Linked DNA regions of Homo sapiens: region 1 is linked to region 2. Evidence: chromatin loops called from intact Hi-C (ENCODE). Cell type or tissue: PC-9. All regions are shown on one strand. Each heading gives the region's core, and the rest is flanking DNA. Links, peaks and the distances in the headings are about the cores only.

The links. Peaks named below come from ENCODE experiments on the same cell type or tissue, not always from the same donor. Only the 100,000 strongest peaks of a DNase experiment are listed, where the experiment ranks them.
Region 1: a loop joins it to region 2, with 4 times the contacts of the local background. A loop is called at or near these places in 13 of 110 quality-filtered maps.

What each region holds. Positions count from the first base shown.
Region 1 is chr7:139,428,690-139,438,527 of GRCh38, reverse strand. It overlaps a transcript of KLRG2 not described here. Among named protein-coding and RNA genes, the nearest start is that of KLRG2, 50 kb to the left of the region's middle. In PC-9, for the core only: a CTCF peak has its summit at 3,810 (motif pointing left); a DNase peak (open chromatin) is centred at 7,347; H3K27ac peaks cover 1,394 bases.
Region 2 is chr7:139,997,048-140,006,885 of GRCh38, reverse strand. The region is part of intron 9 of TBXAS1 (thromboxane A synthase 1); the gene reads right to left. Among named protein-coding and RNA genes, the nearest start is that of PARP12, 61 kb to the left of the region's middle. RefSeq lists an enhancer at 4,204-4,263 and a silencer at 8,610-8,810. In PC-9, for the core only: CTCF peaks have their summits at 2,760 (motif pointing right), 4,217 and 4,416 (motif pointing right); DNase peaks (open chromatin) are centred at 2,795 and 4,395.

The sequences.
Region 1 (9,838 bases), core at 539-8,538, 570 kb after region 2:
ATTGCATTTCTGATCCAGTGCAGTGGCTCACGCCTCTAATCCCAATACTTTAGGAGGCTAAGGCAGGAGGATCTCTTGGACCCAGGAGTTCTAGACCAGCCTGAGCAACAAAGCAAGACCCTGTATATACCAAGGAAAATAGCCAGGAATGGTGGCACATGTCTGTGGTCCCAGTTACTCAGGTGGGAGGATCACTTGAGCCCAGGAGTTCAAGGCTGTAGTGAGCTACAATCACACCACTGCACTCTAGTCTGGGTGACAAAGTGAGACACCTCCATCTCAAAAATAAATAAAACTGCATTTCTGAACAATACACGTTTGTTTGGCCGGCTCCACCAATCTCAGCTGGGCTCCCCTACATCTGCAAGTTGGCTTGGGTGGCCTTCTCTAGCCCGGCCTTGGCTGGAGCAGCCCTGTTCCGTGTGTCCTTCATTGTCCTCCAGCTACTGGGATAGGCAGACATAGTCTTATGACAATGGCAAGAGAGCCAAAAGAAACACGCAGGCCTTTTGAGGCCTAGGTCAGAACTGACACACCATTCTTTCCCCAACAGGCCACTAGCTGGAGCCACAGAAACAGCCAAACTCAGTGGGCAGGGGTGGGGGAGTCCAGCCAGTCCTGAAGTAGATGAAGCTGCAGGCTCAGGTGGCAAAGGGCATGGATGCAGGGAGAGGCAAAGAACTGGACCAGAGATGATCTCAAACACACAATCCCTCCTGTGAATGTTTCACAATTTATGCCTAATAACTCGTAGAAAAATGACTAATGATGGCCGGGTGCGGTGGCTCACGCCTGTAATCCCAGCACTTTGGGAGGCTGAGGCAGGTGGATCACCTGAGGTCAGGAGTTGGAGACCAGCATGGCCAATGTGGCAAAACCCCATCTGTACTGAAAATACAAAAAATTAGCCATGTGTGGTGGTACATGCCTGTAATTCCAGCTACTCAGGAAGCTGAGGCATGAGAATTGCTTGAACCTGGGAGACAGTGGTTGTAGTAAGCTGAGATCATGCCACTGCATTCCAGCCTGGGCAACAGAGCGAGACTCTGTCTCAAACAAACAAACTAATGATGAATTTTTTTTTTTTTTTTTTTTTTTTTTTGGAGATGGAGTCTCCCTCAGCTGCCCGGGCTGGAGTGCAGTAGTGTAATCTTGGCTTACTGCAACCACCGTCTCCTGGGTTCAAGCGATTCTCCCATCTCAGCCTCCCGAGTAGCTGGGACTACAGGCACCCGCCATCATGCCTGGCTAATTTTTGTATTTTAGTAAAGATGGGTTTCGCCATGTTGGCCAGGCTGGTCTTGAACTCCTGACCTCAGCTGATCCACCTGCCTCGGCCTCCCAAAGGGCTAGGATTACAGGCATGAGCCACTGCGCCTGGCCAAATCATTCATTTCTTGAATATCTGTAGGAAGAGTCTAGAGGCTGGGTCTGTCAGTTCTGCACAGTGGCGTCTTTCTCACAGATGGCATTTCCCACTTCACAGGGTGTTAAGTTGTTCTTCGTCCCCTGTCAAGCTCCGGCCTCACCTCAAACCCGTAAGGTCCTTGCACACACAGTCCGGGTGAGGCTGTGAGGATCCAAGGACACCGAGTGAAGTGAGGGCAGCAGGACCCAGTGCCTGGCCATTCTAGCTGGGACTGGCCACCTGGCAGTGTCGTAGCCAACATCTGTGGTGACTCTGCCATGCCCCAGGTAGTGTGTGTGAACAGTTTACATATAGAGCGCATGGAATTTCCACAATGACCCAGTACATTAGTGGGTTAGTTTGGCTTTTAGTAACAAAAACCCAATTCCAAGCTGCCTACGCAAGAAAGAGAAATGATTAGAAGACTCAGGAGGGCCTTAGAGAGGCCAAGAGTAGGGATACAACTGGGCTTGGGACTGGCTGGAGCCGGGCTCCTCATGTCCTGCCTCGACCCCTCTTCCTGTGCCTGGGTCACTTGCTTCTGCGGTGGCCAGCTTTATCATGGCGGCACATGGCCACTAACAGCTGTCAACTTCCGTGACATCCTCAGTTCAAGAGAACAGCCAGTCCAAGCTAGAAACTAGTCCCAAGGAAGGACTGGGATTGTTTTAAACAGGCTCAGGCACCCGCCTCTGGACCACTAAGCTGTCACTGTTACCAGTGTGGAAACGTCCACATTGACTAAAACATTCGTGTGACTGCAGAGGTGTGAAGGGGGGGGTTCCCTAGACAGTGGGGGAAGGGCAGACGGAACAGCAGCAGTCTTCTTCCATGCTTGCGTTTTTATTTCCATTTAATAGATGAGACTCGAGGAAAAAAATGCGCAGGTAGAGTGTGCGGGTTAAGAGTACAGACCCGGCCAGGCACAATGGCTCATGCTTGTAATCCCACCACTTTGGGAGCCTGAGGTGGGCAGATCACTCGAGGTCAGGAGTTCGAGACCAGCCTGGCCAACATGGTGAAACCCTGTCTCTACTAAAAAATACACAAATTAGCCGGGTATGGTGGTGCATACCTGTAATCCCAGCTACTTGGGAGGCTGAGACAGGAGAATCACTTGAACATGGGAGGTGGAGGTTGCAATGAGCCAAGATTGTGCCATTGCACTCCAGCCTGGGTGACAGAGCAAGACCCTATCTCAAAAAAAAAAAAAATTACAGGCCCTATATAAGATCTGAATAGACACTTCACCAAAAAGATACACAAAAAGCAAATAAACACATGACTTTAAGTGGGTAAGCGGCGGGGCACCCTTACAATGGATTCTACTCAATGTGAAAAGGTGGGATGTGCTGATGCACACAGCACGGGTGAGTCTCAGCAGCATCGTGTTAAGGGAAGGAAGTCGGCATGAAAGTCTGTATGCCAATAACTCCATTTATATAAAGTTCTAGAGAAGATAAAGCTCATGCTAGAGAGATCAGTGGTTGCCGGGGCCAGAGGTTTGAGGAGAGGATTGGGAGAGGCCAGGAGAGAATTTGTGGGGAGATGGAACTATTCTATATCATGATTGCAGTGGTGGGATACATTTGTCAACTTACTGTATGCTTAAAATTGGTGATTTTTTTTTGAGACGGAGTCTCGCTCTGTCACCCAGGCTGGAGTGCAGTGGCACAATCTTGGCTCACTGCAACCTCTACCTTCAGGGTTCAAGCGATTCTCCTGCCTCACCCTCCCGAATAGCTGGGATTACAGGTGCCTGCCACCATGCCGGCTAATTTTTTGTGTTTTTGGTAGAGATGGGGCTTCACCATGTTGGCCAGGCTGGTCTCGAACTCCTGACCTCAAGTGATCCACTCCCCTCGGCCTCCCAAAGTGCTGGGATTACAGGCGTGAGCCACTGCGCCCAGCCGAAATTGGTGAATTTTATTGTGGGAAAATTAAATCTCAATAAAGTTTTTTTAAGAAAGGTAGCCATTATCATTTTTAGGCATCTCTTACAGGTTTTGCCTTTGAATAAACGCAATAAAAATAAAGTAGTAGGTCCTGGGGTTAATCTAAACTACATTCAACTCCCCCAGGCCCTATCATGATACCTTGAGTACCTTTTTGACTTTTTTAAGCCTCAGCAATCTCATCTGTAAGTCTGGAGATGGTAACTTCTAGCTTATAGATTTATTGTTGTGAAGGACGAAGAGATGATGTGGATAACTCCTCAGTGCTGGGGTTATCTAGTCTGACTTTGGTAAATGTATTATTATCGCTTCCCAAGGGCACACAGCTTCTAAGTGGCAGATTCAGGGCTCAAACCGAAGTCTGTTTTCAAACCCTAGCTCCTGGCCGCCCGCGCCGCACCGCCTCACTAGCGCCCTCTTGCGCTAGTTCTATGCTCCAAGCACACTTCGGATTCTTTGACTTCCCCTGTAAGAACACAGCGTGCTGATCAACAAACCAGAGCATCTGCTTCTATTTATAACTCTAAGTAGAAAATTGACATTCAGCTTTTATAAATACTTTTAAAAAACAGGAACAGGCTGCAAGTCTTTTGATTTGGAAACTCTTGAGTAGCAAGGAGAAGGCTCAGAAGGCCACAAGGAATCCATACTGCTTACAGAGGGAGGGAGGGCAGGCTTTGGCCCCAGCAACTCATCAAGATGACTGCCGTGTAAAGGGGCTTGGCTGTTGATGCTCCCAGCCAAGGAAGGAAGGTAGGTGGCCAGTGCCTCCAGCTGTAAGCAGAAGCCCGGGTGTCACTGGTTGGGAGTAAGAGAAGGAGAATGAGAACAAACCATGGTGATAAGTTGGTTCTGAATTATGACCAGGCAAAGGGTGGGAGAACTGTGGCCACATTTGAGCTCTGATAAGAGCAAAGCTGGAATCTTAAATATTTAGACGCGGAGCCCTAAAGGATGTACTTGACAAGCAATAAAAATCTTAGAAACACTTTAGTGATTCTCACGGCTTGCTTCTTATTCCAACTGCAAATTAACCTGGCAGTCTGAGAACATACTCTATTTTAACTTCCAAGCTCCTCACAGCAAACATCCTGTGTCTGGGACATCAGGAGCCTTTCAGCTCCTCCCAGCCTCAGGGCCAAGTACCACAGGCTCAGGGCTCCCCAGGGACAGGTGCTGGCTGGAATCGCCTGTGAGGTTAAAAAACGCACGTGATGCTGGGCGTGATGCTGGGCGCGGTGGCTCACACTGAAGTGCTCCCAGCACTTTGGGAGGCCGAGGCGGGGGATCACTTGAGGTCAGGAGTTCGAGACCAGCCTGGCCAACATGGTTGAAACCCTGTCTCTACTAAAAATACAAAAATTAGCCTGGTGTAGTTGCAGGCACCTGTAATCCCGGCTATTCAGGAGGCTGAGGCAGAAGAATAACTTGAACCCCGGAGGTGGAGGTTGCATTCTCGGCAGTGAGGCGAGAATGTGCCACTGCACTCCAGCCTGGGTGACAGAGCAAGACTCCATCTCAAAAAAAAAAAAAAAAAAAGGCCGGGCGCAGTGGTTCACGCCTGTAATCCCAGCACTTTGGGAGGCCAAGGCAGGCTGATCACCTGAGGTTGGGAGTTCGAGACCAGCCTGACCAACATGGAGAAACCCCGTCTCTACTAAAAAATACAAAATTAGCCGGGTGTGGTGGCACATGCCTGTAATGCCAGCTACTCGGGAGACTGAGGCAGGAGAATCGCTTGAACTCGGGAAGTGGAGGTTGTGGTGAGCCAAGATTGTGCCATTGTACTCCAGCCTGTGCAACAAGAAATTACATCTCCAAAAAAACAAACAAACAAACAAACAAAAAAAAAACCACACACCACAGGTACTCAGACTCCTCCCAGGTGCAGGATTCAATCTGAGTAAGCCAAGGTAGTGGTAGGAGTGATCCCGGGGCCTGGAAATCTGGAACATTTTTGTTTTACTTGGTGAGGATGGAGACTGAGTGAAAGTCTGGTCTGCTATTCGAGAAAGCTACCATTGTCCCAAGTTGGCAAGCCAAGAAACAGCAGTATAAACATTATTTAGAACTATGAAAACAAATACAAGGAGGAACCACAGAAAGCACCTAAAGTGGTTCTAACCAGTGGTGTCCGAAGTCAGAATAGTGATTATCTTGAGAAGCGGGGACTATTAGCTTGGAAGGACCATCAGGGAACTTTCTAGGGTGCTGGAAATGGTCCGTATCTTGATCTGGGTGGGAGTTGGGTGTTGGCCCTCCCTATCCATGGATTCTGCGTCGGTGAATTCAACCAACCTTGGGTTTAAAATATTTGGGAGAAAATCATTTAAAAAAATACAAATGATATACAAACAATGTAACAACTGTTTACGTAGCATTTACATTGTATCAGGTGTTATAAGCAATGTAGAGGTGACTTAAAGTATACAGAGATGATATGCATAGGTTATGTGCAAATGCCACACCATTTTGTATGAGAGACTTGTGCACCCTCAGATGTGGCGCTTGAACCCAGGAAGCAGAGGCGGAGGCTGCACTGAACCGAGATCACACCACTGCACTCAGACCTGAGGAACAGTTAGATTCCGTCTCAAAAAAAAATATTGGGGGGGGGGGGTCCTGCAATCAATCCCCCATAGATACCGAGGAATGACCATACATATATAAAAACCCATCAAGCTGTACTCTCAAGATTGTGTATTTCGCCTGCATATAATTTAAACTCTGTAAATGTCTCCCTCCAAAGAGGAATCAGTTTACAGCGAGACTAGGCTGTAGGCAGACTTTTTTTTTTCTTTTTCTTTTTTCAAAGACAGAGTCCCTCTCTGTTGACTGGGCTGGAGTGCAGTGGTGTGATCACAGCTCACTGCAGTCTCATCCTGGGCGCCAGTGATCCTCCCGCCTCAGCCTCCCAAGCAGCTGGGAGTACGGGCACAGGCCACTGTGCCTGGCTAGATTTTAAATATTTTGTAGAGACAGGATCTCCCTTTGTTGCCTGTGTTGGGCTTGAACTCCTGGGCTCAAGCAATCCTCCTGCCTTAGCCTCTCAAAGTGCTGGAATTACAAGCGTGAGGCACCGTGCCTGGTCAGGACTGACTTTTTTTTTTTTAAAACATACATTTACAAACTTAAAACCATCTCCACCTTTTTAAAAAACACCATATTCATGTCTCCTTTGATAAAAATAGAAATTAGATGTTTTAAAAGGTCCACAAGAGTCTGGTGTACAGCCTGGGTTGAGAAGTTCTGACTTCAGAAATGCTTCCTGCAACTGCTTTTTAAAAATAGCTTCTAACCCTTTCTTTCACCAAGGTAAATTCTCATGAGTTTCAACCTCTACTTTAGAGCATACCTTTGCTTTCTACAAGCAGAAGTTTGAAGAGAAGAGCTACACAGTAGGTTGGTCTGCATGGAATTCCTCTACTTCTTCTAGTCTCTTCCCACCAGGCACTGCCAGCTGCTATTGTTTGAAACTGACACTCAACATTACCACCAGCCCCAGCTTATGTAGTGGAGCTTTTGAGGCCGGGCTCTGACTCAGGCTGGCCTAGCGGATCGCAGGCCACAGAAGAGCAGCTCTGGATATTTGGTTTTTCAGTAGGTCAGGCATGGGATGGGGGTCCCCAAACAAGGTCTTTCCCAATTTTCCTGGTAATTCTGATGCTGGTTGGTGGTCCAGAAGCCACATTTTGAGCTACCCTGCCTAAAAGAGTCCATACTGCCAACAGGAAAAAAAAAAAAGTGTATATATTTTCAATCAGATTTACTGAGGCATAATGAAGAAAGTGTATCTATTTTAAGACTGCCTTTTGACAAATGTAGGCACCCATGTAACTACTGCCAATCAAAATATGGAAGATTTCCAACACGCTAGAAAGTTCCCTCTCTGCCATTAATCCTTGGTCCTCCCTGAGGTCCGGCCCCAGGCAAACCTGCTTTCTGTCCCTAGAAACCAGTTTTGCCTGTTCTAGGATTTCACATAGAGAATTGATTGTACAGTATGTGTACTCTTTTGTGTCTCATTCCTTTAGCTCAGCTTTTGATTTATTAGCTCAGCATGTTTTAAAGGTATTCATGTTGCTGCTTGTGTCAGTAATCCCTTCCTTTATAGAGATGTATCACAATTTAACCTTTTTTTTTTTTTTTTTCTGAGACAGGGTCTCACTCTGTCACCCAGGCTGGAGTGCAATGGTGCAATCTCGGCTCACTGCTGCAACCTCCCCCTCCCCGGTTCAAGTGATTCTTCTGCCTCAGCCTCCCAAGTAGCTGGGATTATAGGCACCTGCCACCATGCCTAGCTAATTTTTGTATTTTTAGTAGAGACAGGGTTTCACCATGTTGGCCAGGCTGGTTTCGAACTGCTGACCTCAAGTGATCTGCCTGCCTCGGCCTCCCAAAGTGCTGGGATTAGAGGGGTGAGCCACCACACCTGGCCTGTTTATCTGCTTTCTAATTGATGGATATTTCCGCTCTTATGAATACAGCTGCTATGAATGTTCAAATACAAGTGTTTGATTGGACATAAGTCTTCATTTCCCTTGGGTACGTAGGAGGATTGCTGGGTCATATGGTAAGGATATGCTTATTTGTAAGAAGCTGCCTGTTTTCCAAAATAGCTGTACCATGTTACAACACCACTAGCAAATGAGTTCTGGTTGCTCTACATCTTCATTCATACTTAGGTGCTGTCAGTCTTTTTACTTTTGATCATTCTAGTGGATGTGTAATGGGATCTCATAGTTTTAACTTTTTTTTTTTTGAGATGGAGTTTCGCTCTTGTTGCCCAGGCTGGAGTGCAATGGCTCAATCTCGGCTCACCACAACCTCTGCCTCCCAGATTCAAGTGATTCTCCTGCCTCAGCCTCCCAAGTACCTGGGATTACAGGCATGCACCACCACGCCTGGCTAATTTTGTATTTTTAGTAGAGATGGGGTTTCTCCATGTTGGTCAGGCCAGTCTCGAACTCCCGACCTCAGGTGATCTGCCTGCCTCAGCCTCCCAAAGTGCTGGGATTACAAGCATTAGCCATTGCGCCCGGCAGTTTTAACTTTCATTTCATAATGAGCAATGATGGTGATTCTCCTTTTATGTGCTCAACGGCCATCTGAATATTTTATTTTGTGATTCTGATTCAGAGTGTTTAGAGATCGTATTTTGAGGAACCCTGCCTTAAAAACACCCATATGGGGGGGGTCAGCCCCCCGCCCGGCCAGCCGCCCTGTCTGGGAGGTGAGGGGCGCCTCTGCCCGGCCGCCACCCCGTCTGGGAGGTGTACTCAACAGCTCATTGAGAACGGGCCATGATGACAATGGCAGTTTTGTGGAATAGAAAGGGGGGGGAAGGTGGGGAAAAGATTGAGAAATCGAATGGTTGCCGTGTCTGTGTAGAAAGAGGACATGGGAGACTTTTCATTTTGTTCTGTACTAAGAACAATTCTTCTGCCTTGGGATCCTGTTGATCTGTGACCTTACCCCCAACCCTGTGCTCTCTGAAACATGTGCTGTGTCCACTCAGGGTTGAATGGATTAAGGGTGGTGCAAGATGTGCTTTGTTAAACAGATGCTTGAAGGCAGCATGCTCGTTAAGAGTCATCACCACTCCCTAATCTCAAGTACCCAGGGACACAAACACTGCGGAAGGCCGCAGGGTCCTCTGCCTAGGAAAACCAGAGACCTTTGTTCACTTATCTGCTGACCTTCCCTCCACTATTGTCCTGTGACTCTGCCAAATCCCCCTCTGCGAGAAACACCCAAGAATGATCAATAAAAAAAAAAGAAAAAGAAAAAGAAAAACACCCATATATATGGCCTCCAGAAAAGAACGACTTGAAGTGATGATTTATTTACTTATTTTTTGAGACAGGGTCTTGCTCTGTCACCCAGGCTGGAGTGCAGTGGCAAAATCTCAGCCCACTGCAACCTCCACTTCCAGGATTAAAGCAATTCTCGTGCCTCAGCCTCCAGAGTAGTTGCAATTACAGGTGCGCGCCACCACGTCTGGCTAATTTTTGTATTTTTAGTAGAAATGGAGTTTCACCGTGTTGGCCAGGCTGGTCTTGAACTCCTGAACTCACGTGATCCACTCACCTCAGCCTGGGATTACAGGCGTAAGCCACCACGCCTGGCCTAAAGTGATTATTTAAATGGAAAATCTAAGAGTTCCTCCCCCTAACTTTGTGAAAATTTTCAAAAATACACAAAAGTTGAAAAACCAGTGATCTACTTAGATCTAACAGTGAACAATTTGTTACACCCGCTCTTTATGTGTTTATCAAATTGTTGAACTATTTAAAAGTAAGCTGCAGACATCCAGATGCTTCATCCTTAAATACTTTAGCACTTATCTCCTAAGAATATTCTTCTATGTAATGGCAATTCCACCATTATACCTAATAAAATTAACAATAAATTCATATTCAATCCATATCCTAATTTCTCATTATTCCAGCCTTTTAAACAAAGATCCAATCAG
Region 2 (9,838 bases), core at 1,023-9,022:
GGGGCTCAGGGGTCTTCGTAATACAGAGAAGTTTGGTTATAAAACTGCAGCGGCAACCACAGCCGCCAGCATTTATTGGGAGCTGACGATGTGGCCGACCAAGTGCAGCATAGACGTTACCGCATTTGATGCTCCACTAAGCCAGTGTGGTGACTGTTTCCCCATCTCTTAGATGAGAAAACTGAGGCTCAAAGAGCCTGTCACATGGGTAGTCATGGCACATTATGAAGTCAAAAGGCAAATAGTGAAATAGCAAATAAAAAAGTTTGCCACATCTATAAAGGACTAACAGTAACAAAAACCAAAGAGCTACTATCAGTCAGTAGGAAAAGACAACTAGCTAGAAAAATGGTCAAAGGCTATGAACAGGCGAAACACAGAGGCCATATGAGTTACTATAATGAAAAATGCAAGTTCCAATGAGATTCCATTTGCACAGGTCAGATTAGGAACAGCTGGAAAATGCTGATTAGATTTCAGGGGGTGCAAATGTGGGGATCCTAACACCCCCGGGTGACTCTCCTGGAGTGACAGTCTGTCACTCCCTGGCTCCCCATCTTTGGCCTGAAGATGAACACGTGCCCATGAGCTCTTGAGCAGGGTGTGGGCGCACTGGGATTAAGGAAGCTTATTTGCTGCTCTGCCAGTTTGCCCACAGAGGTGGAATGAGTTATCTGGTTGGTAGGTGATGGTCTCACTTTCTTCACCTAGATAATGCTAATCCAGGAGGAGTCCCCAAGGTGGCGGATTGCTTTCTTCTGTTCCCTCTTTTTCCCAGAGCAGCAGGAGGCCGGCCTTCAGGGCAAGTCCATTCTCAAGCCGCCAACGTTCCAGTTACAGGCGCTGGGAGGCCTAGTTCCTCCGTCTGCAGGGGGAGCCCTTCACAGCCCTGGAGCAGCCACTGGCCACCCTGCCTGGGATCTCAGCCAGCTCTCAAAGTGAGCTCCGGGATGGGCAAGGGTCAGCAGCAGCAGCATCACCCGGGAACCTGTTAGAACTGCATCTCGGGTCAGAGGGGTGGAAGGGCAGGGGCCAGGACACATGGAGTCTTGAAGTCCATAGCCAGTATCGTAGCTAATCTATGATGACATAGCCATTCAACATATTGCAGCTGTTTAATGATGCCTATAAGCCACGTTGCAGAAATTATATGTAGTTTAATCCCATGTCTGTGACTGTTTATGAATTTAGAGGGCCAGGGTGGCATTCCTACTTTGTCATAAAAAATAACAAGGTTTGGATGGTTTTCCCAAAGCTCTCCCGTCTGCATTTCTGGGAACGGTTCTAACTTTAGAAGGTTATCACCCAACCCCACACTTCCCACTCCCATCACAGGCCACTGGGGCAGCTGGCTGAGCAAGTGACCAATGAAAAGGGCTCTGTGCGGGGGTTAATCCTCTGTGGCGCTGTCTTGAGAGTCTTCATAACTTTATCTTTTATTTATTTATTTTTTTTTTGAGACAGAGTCTTTTTCTGTCGCCCAAGCTGGAGTGCAGTGGTGTGATCTCGGCTCACTGCATCCTCCACCTCCCGGGTTCAAGTGATTCTCCTGCTTCAGCCTCTCAAATAGCTGGGATTACAGGCATCTGCCACCATGCCTGGCTAACTTTTGTATTTTTAGTAGAGATGGGGTTTCACCATGTTGGCCAGGTTGGTCTCCAACTTCTGACCTCAAGTGATCCGCCTGCCTCGGCCTTCCAAAGTGCTGGAGTTACAGGCGTGAGCCACTGCACCCGGACGTAACTTTATCTTTGAATCTGTGCTTTGGAAGCCTGGCTTATGCATGGCTCCACCTGTGGCTGCCTCCCACGACCAGCTCTCAGCTGCCTGTGCTCTCCACCTGGCTTCCCCCTTTCTGCCCTGACCTATGGCCACTGTTGCTGTCCACACTTCACAGGGTCCTGGGTACAGGCACAGAGAGGGCCAGGATAGGGTGCATGCACCCTGCAGCATCTCGGGTTGGCATGGTGGTGGCCGTCCCTGCCCTAGGCTGGCAGCACACAGTGTATGTGGCGGGGCCGGCCGGAGGCTGTTTCTCGATGGGGGCAAACCTCTGCCCACCCCTAGCCCAGGTACTGAGGGTGTCATAGCACAGAGGTTTAGAGATCCTTGGAGGTTAGTCTGCTGTGGCTGGCTGGGGAAGGCTGTGGAAAGGGGAGACAGCTGGACCAATTTCCCTAGATCCTGCCTCCCTGGCTGGGTCTCAGTGCATGTGTCTGGTGGCTGACAGGGCCCTTGGATGCCTGGAAGGGTCTGGACTCCCCCCGCTCATCCAGTATGTCCAGGCCTGAAAGAACATCCCCGTTGGGCAAACCTGGAGGCAACTTGTCTTCCTGCTTCCAATCTTTATGAGTTTGGTTTGTGTTTGTCTCTTCTGGCCAACAAGTCACAAACACCAATTGTGTAATTTCAGTGGTTCTGCATATAAGTTAAACGCTCTGAAATTTACATTTAAAACTGGCATTGTTTGATATAAAGATGAATGGTAAAATGCTTGCTAATAATTTAACATTGAGTTTTCTTTACTTAGAACAACAGTAAATGGAAAATAAAAAGCACCATGACAAGTCGAAAAAGAGACTGCAGAAGAAACAAAGAAGCTCGCTGAGTACCACGATGGACACGTCCCCCTGCTTTGGGAATAAAGGCTACCACGCTTTTATTTCTCACTGGGCCTCACAGATCCTGTAGCCAGCCCTGCAGGCCAAGATTGACTGGCCCAAAGGGGCCAGTCTGGAAATTTCGATCTGGGACAAAGAAAAAAGTTTTTCTCCAGCAGGTGGCGATTGAACACAGGGAAGTGGAGACCCATTGTTGGCCACATTCGGCCTTGTGGATTAATGAGCAGAAAACAGCAGTTGGCCTCAAGAAAGAAGAAATGAATCAGATGTATACAACAAAGCAGAAGCAAAGGACAGAGAGACCATTTCTCGGTGCCCCATGGAGTTCCAGTTCCTGTTGCCATCTGCTCCTGGCAGGTAACCCTGTGGGTGGCATCTTGGTCCCTTCCAACAAGTTCTCACTTGCAGCTGAAGTTAGCAACATTCTGAATTCCATTGTCTGCAACCAAACGAATCTTAACAAATGCAGGAATATGCATGTATCAAACAAGAAACAGAGGTGCGGTACACAAAAATAGGGAACTATATCTCAAAAAGAAAAACTGGATCTGGAAGCAGCATCCCTAATGGGTAAATGGTGTTGGTTCCCCGAAGAAAACTGTATGGCTTGTAAGTTGTCACGGTTTGTCAAAGAAAGAAAATTTTTAAAGATAGGCTAAGCGAATTTTGTATTAGAAAATCAAAGTCTTTACTCTTTCCCTAGATAGGCTTTTCTCTTTTTAACTGTGCTTCTAGGCTTTTAGATCAAGATGCACATGTAGGCCAGGTGCGGTGGCTCACGCCTGTAATCCCAGCACTTTGGGAGGCCGAGGTGGGTGGATCACCTGAGGTGAGGAGTTCAAGACCAGCCTGGCCAACATGATGAAACCCTGTCTCTACTAAAAGTACAAAAAATTAGCTGGGCATGGTGGTGGGTGCCTGTAACCCCAGCCACCCTGGAGGCTGAGGCAGGAGAATCGCTTGAACCGGGAGGTGGAGGTTGCAGTGAGCTGAGATCACAGCCTAGGCATCAAGAGCAAAACTCCATCTCAAACAAACAGACAAACAAACAAAAAGATACGTATGTAAAGACCATCTTGGTTCAGCAGTTCTCCATGTGGCTGCATGTTAGAAACAGCCAGCTTTTTTTTTTTTTTTTTTGAGACGGAGTTTCGCTCTTGTTGCCCAGGCTGGAGTACAATGGCCCGGTCTCGGCTCACTGCAACCTCTGCCTCCTGGGTTCAAGCAATTCTTCTGCCTCAGCCTCCCGAGTAGCTGGGATTACAGGCACCCACCACCACGCCCGGCTAATTTTTGTATTTTCAGTAGAGATGAGGTTTCACCGTGTTGGTCAGGCTGGTCTCGAACTCCTGACCTCAGGCAATCCGCCTGCCTCGGCCTCCCAAAGTGCTGGGATTACAGGTGTGAGCCACCGCGCCCAGCCAGAAACAGCCAGATTTTTATATGTTTTAGTATAGATGGATGCTTGGGCCCTACTCCCCAGTGTTGGTCTGAGGTGGGGCCTGGGCACCAGCTCTCCCTTTTTAGCCCCCTGGCTGTCCTAATGTGCACTCAGGGGCATAGGTCTTTCCGACTGTCTGTCTGAGACCTACCCTAGCGCTTCTCCACACCTGAGGAATGAACGGATGAGGCAGAAGGACGCACACACCTCCATGTCTTAGTCGAACCAGCGAGACAACAAAACTCAAGTCCCTATCCCACTCACTGGCTGGTCCACCCAGCAGTTGCTGGCTTTGTCTGCAGCTTTCAGGAATAGCAGGGACAGAACGGTCCTGAGCAAATTCTGCCAGCAGAGGGCAACAAGCGCATGCTAAATGAGGACTCCCCGTCCCGGGAAAGGACCTTGGAAATCCTCCCAGCCATCCTTCCTTGACAGAGAGGAGAAAAATGAGGCCCAGAGAGGAAGGCCTGTGAACCCAAAGTCTCAACATAGAATTTATTATAAGTCCTCTTTCATTCAGCAGTTCCTCAGCGGGCACCTTGGATGGGTCAGGTGCGGGACCAGGTGCTGGGGGTCCAAGGAGGCTCTGTCCATTGAGGAAACCGATTCCTAAACAAATCATGACATGGATGTGTAAAGTGTTATCGAATGTGCTTACGAGGAATGCAAAACCAGTTCTGTTTAGGAGATCCTTCATTTACATATTCAAGGAATACATATGGAATTGGCGAGCATGATTCACCAGGCACTGTGCTAGGCCCGGGAGACGTAACTTTAAAATGCACGGACATGTCCTAGCCTCTCGGAGCTTCCAGTCTATCAGGATGCAAACAAGTGGATAAGGGTGAGATGGGAGAACAGATGAGAGACACACATCTCCCACATTTGGGATCAGGGACTCTGTGAGGAGGAAGCGACAATGTCCAGGCTGAGATTTTTAGGATGAGTGAGAATAAGCCAGTGAAAAGTGGATGGCCTTGTTCAGAGGCTGCTGCAACCAACCTAAAACAAATATGAATCAATCAGGGAACTGTGAATCCAACAGGATATTTGATGCTCTCAAGGAATGAACATTCATTTTGGTTTTAGTTGATAATGGTATTGTGGTCATGTTTAGAAAAGAATTCTTATCGGCCAGTCACGGTGGCTCACGCCCATAATCTCAGCACTTTGGGAGGCCAAGGCAGGGGGTGTCACTTGAGGCCAGGAGTTCGAGACCAACCTGGGCAACATGGTGAAATCCCATCTCTACTCAAAATAGAAAAATAGCCAGGTATGGTGGTGGGCGCCTGTAATCCCAGCTACTTGGGAGGCTGAGGCAGGAAAATTGCTCGAGCCTGGGAGGTAGAGGTTGCGGTGAGCCGAGATAGTGCCACTGCACTACAGCCTGGGTGACAGGCCCTTGGCACACCTGGTCCTCTGTCAGTACATCCAGGCACCAACGTTACCAACAGCTAGTGAGGGTGCTGTGGGTCTGCTGGGCCTGGAGTGTCTCAAAAATGTGGGGGACTGAGCAGAATATTCTCTTATTTCAAGCCAGGAAGCACCTGAAGCTTCTATGTTTCCAAAAGATAACATGAAAAGCCATCCCCCAGGGTTCTCTCTGCCTCCTGTTTCAAAGGCCAAATTACTGAGAATTAGAGCTGGGGGGAAATCTCAAAATCAACCTTTGCTGTCCACACCCAATGAGGAAGCCCCCCCTGCAGCGCCTCCCCTTGACCTTGGCCTGGCTTTGGGTCCCACAAGGGAGGCAAAGGGCAGGGTTCTGTTCCGGGTCTGTAACCCTTAGCCATGGCCTTGGGCCAGTCGTCAGGACAGTATCTACAGGACCCCTCGTCTGTAATGCTGTCCCACCCATCTTGCAGAGTAGAGTGAACAAGAAGATGAAGGTGGAAGTCTTTGGCAACTGGAAAGTACCTCCTAAGCAGGTGATATTTCTGTTTGAACACATTCAGTGGCGGGAAAGCTTATTTCAACATGAGGCGCTCTGCTCTCTCTATTGAACTAGGCTAATAGGATGTGTTAAGGGAGAAAGAAATTCTAAAATCCTATCAAATTCATTTCAGCTGGGACTTATTTTATAAAATAACTGCTCTTAGAGGGTTGAAAATTAAATATTGGGAAACATGGAAATAAAATAAACAGAATCTTTACCTAGTGATTTACATTCTCAAACCAGAGTTTCTTCATTTTGGGGGAGACTTTTTCATATGTAGTTGATTTTCAATGGGCAGTAACTTCTAATTTTATTCCTAAGATTCTTGGTCTCTTAGTCTTTCCATCATATAGTTTAGGATCTAGAAACCAATATGTGTTTGTTTATTTTCTTGCTCTGTGGCCCAGGCTACAGTGCAGTGGTGCTGTCATAGCTCACTGCAGCCTTGAACTCCTGGGCTCAAGCGATCCTCCTGCCTCAGCCGCCAGAGTAACTGGGACTACAGGTGCAAGCCACCATGCCTGTCTAATTGTTTTTTGTTTGTTTGTAGAGATGCGGGGACATCTCACTATGTTGCCCAGGCTTGTGTTGAACTCCTGGACTCCAGTGATCCTCCAGTCTCAGCCTCCTAAAGTACTGGGATCACAGGCATGAGCCACTCTGCCTGGCCCAATATTTAAATACATTTAAATACAATAGATTAACCTGATGGTTTAGGGAACTAACTCTATGGGCAATCTATCGATAAATCCTTTTATGTAGGAAATAACAGTACTGCCCTCTCCTATTAATCTCTTTTCTATATTTATCATTTTGTGTATCATTTTCTCTGAAAGCTAGACACACACACACAGTCACACACCTACACATACGCCACACACTGGGTGTGTGTGCAGATGTCATCTGGAGTATAAATGAGAAAAAGAAAATAAAAATGTCATTGCTTTCACAAAGATTTTTCCTGGAGATTCACGGACCTAATAGAAAAATTATCATTTTTCTATGTTGTTAAAGGAAATAGAAGCAGAGGTGGCTTCAGTTTTCTTCTTCAGAGCAGTAGGAACAGCAGCATCTGTAGTAGTTATGCCTACCCAGCTGTCACTAGACTTGGTCTTATACTAAGAAGTAGGCCAAGTGATGCTGGCCCTTGCCCTCTAGAAGCCGGAGCTGGAAATCCCTTAAGCACGAGGACAGCTTGGGGCAATACAGCCATATGAAGAATAAAGATTTCCATTCACTCTGATTCTCCAGGGACCGTGGGACTATAATATGAAACCAAGCCGTGGAAAATGGGGTGACCTTCGCTTTGCCCTTCTGACCATAAACCAGAGGCAAAGCCCCTCACCCTTGCAACTGGTTTTTTGGAGACAGAGTCTTGCTCTATCCCCCAGGCTGGAGTGCAATGGTACAATCTCGGCTCACTGCAACCTCCACCTCCCGGGTTCAAGCGAGTCTCATGCGTCAGCCTCCCAAGTAGCTGGAATTACAGGCGCTCACCACCATGCCCACGTAGTTATTGTATTTTTATAGAGACGGGGTTTTACCATGTTGGCCAGGCTGGTCTTGAACTCCTGACCTCAGGTGATTCACCCACCTCGGCCTCCCAAAGTGCTGGGATTATAGGCGTAAGCCATGGCGCCCGGCCAGCCCTGAGTTCTTATGGCAAGGTTGGGAGGGAGCTGAGGTTCTCTGAGCTCTGACATTTCACCTTCTAGATCCCATAGCTCTGTTGTCTGAGTGGGTCCAGTGAGCAGTTTCAAGGCTTGCAGGGAGATACGATGGAGGTTTGGTTATGAGAGGGGGTGATAAATCTTTCCATCCACATTGCTGGCTTCCCTGGCCAATGCCCAGAAAGTTCTCTGTGCTAGCTTCAATAATTTGGCAGATTTAGATGTTGAAATTCATCCATACTCGAGAAAAAGTAATTAAGAGAGTGTACATGGCATCTATTTATACCTGCTTTAGAAGGGGACAGAACCCGTCTCATAAAAACACAGAGATTTTTCCAGGTGTTTTTGTACTCTGAGGCCCAGGCCATTAAGGGATTAGGTGCAGAGATGTAATGAAAAAACATAAACCAGGCTGCGTGCGCACACAAACACACAACCCACGGGGCATCAGTCTTCTCCATGATGGCTCTGGGCTGAGCTTCACTGACAGTGCTGACCTGCTGCAGAAATTGCTGTCTGCAGAGATCTAGAATAATAATAGTGTTTTGCCTTGTGAAACACTTTATTGCTCACCAATGGATTTTTACATCCATTATACCATTTGGTCTTCACAACCACACTGTGAGGTAGGTAGAGCAGCTTTTATTGTCTATTTTATAGATGAAAAAAAACCAGATATTTGGAGAGGTGAAGTGACTTGTCCCAGGTCGCACGGCCAGTTAATGGTAGAGTTGGAACTGAATCCAGGTCTTCAAATTCCAAGCCTTTTCCATTACCTGGGCCTACCTGGTCTTACCTTCCCTCCCTCCAGCCTTCCCTCCCTTCCTTTCCTCTTGTACATTTTATGGAAGAATAACACGCATATGGAAAAATATGACACAAACACAAACTTAGAGCTCAATGAATTTTCACACTGTAAGCATTCCTGTGTAACCAGCACTTAGACCAAGACAGAACCTTCCAGCACTTGGAAGCACACCCGTGGCCTCTCCCGGTCACATGCCCCTCAGTAGTAACCACTGTCTTGACTTCTAACACGAGAGATTACTTTTGCCTCTTTGTCTTGAACTTCCTATAAATGAAATATTTCCATGCAGGCTTTTCGGTCTGCCTTCTTTTGCTCAGTTTCATGTCTGTGACAGTCACCCATGTTGTGTGTTGTGGTGTGTTCATCCTCATGATTTGGTGCTCCATTGGGTGAGCTGCCCCGATTTATCCATCCTTTTCCTTGTCAATGGACATTTGAGTTGTTCCCAGGTTGGGGGCCATTATGAATAAAGCCTTATGAACATTCTTGTTTATGGCTTTTGGTGAACAGAGTACAGGTTTCTGTTGGGTGTACATCTGGGCATGGCACTGCCGGGTCATGAGGGATGTGTATGTTCAGCTTTAGTAGATATTGCAAACAGTTTGACAGACAGGTTGTTCACACTGCCTAAAATTTTAACAGTGAATCAGTTGAAAAGCAGCCTGTTGACATCCTAGTTTCTTCTATTTACTCTAACTGCAGGCTCCTCCCCAGTTTCTTCTCCCTTCCTTGCTAATATTCTGAAATGTAACCACTATCTCTATTCCAGGAAAGGACTGAGAGAAAGAAATAGGGCATTGTTTTGGGAGCTGAGTTATTTATTCATATAGTGTGTGTGTATAGTGGGGGGAGGGGGAAATAGGAACAAATAAAACACATCTAATTACCTAATTTTTAAAAATTGCCCCAATTATCAGACACAAGCACTCAGCACTCATAAGCAAAAACGCATTCCAACATCAACTAGATTCGAGTCTTTGAATTATCTGCTGTTTGGTAATATTTAGGATTCTGTTTTTTCCATTAGTATGGAACATTCACAGCTGACTGTATATGATGTTGAAAGAAATAAGCCCCTAAGTAAGTGATAGTTAAATCACCTAGCCCACTTTCTCTGCACTGGGAAGTGAGTGGACCACATTTAATTTGCAGAGAAAATGCTTTTGTTCACTCACCCCACAGATCCTGGTTCCCTCTATTTACTCCGATTAGCAGAGTGTGTGGGGTGAGGGGCAGGGAAAGAGAGGGGATAAGATACGGTTCTGTGCCATATAGAACTTACTCTGTATTTGGGAAACCATTTATTTGTTCATTCACAGATTTATTTTTATGGTAATAGGGAGCCACTGAAGGTTTTTGATG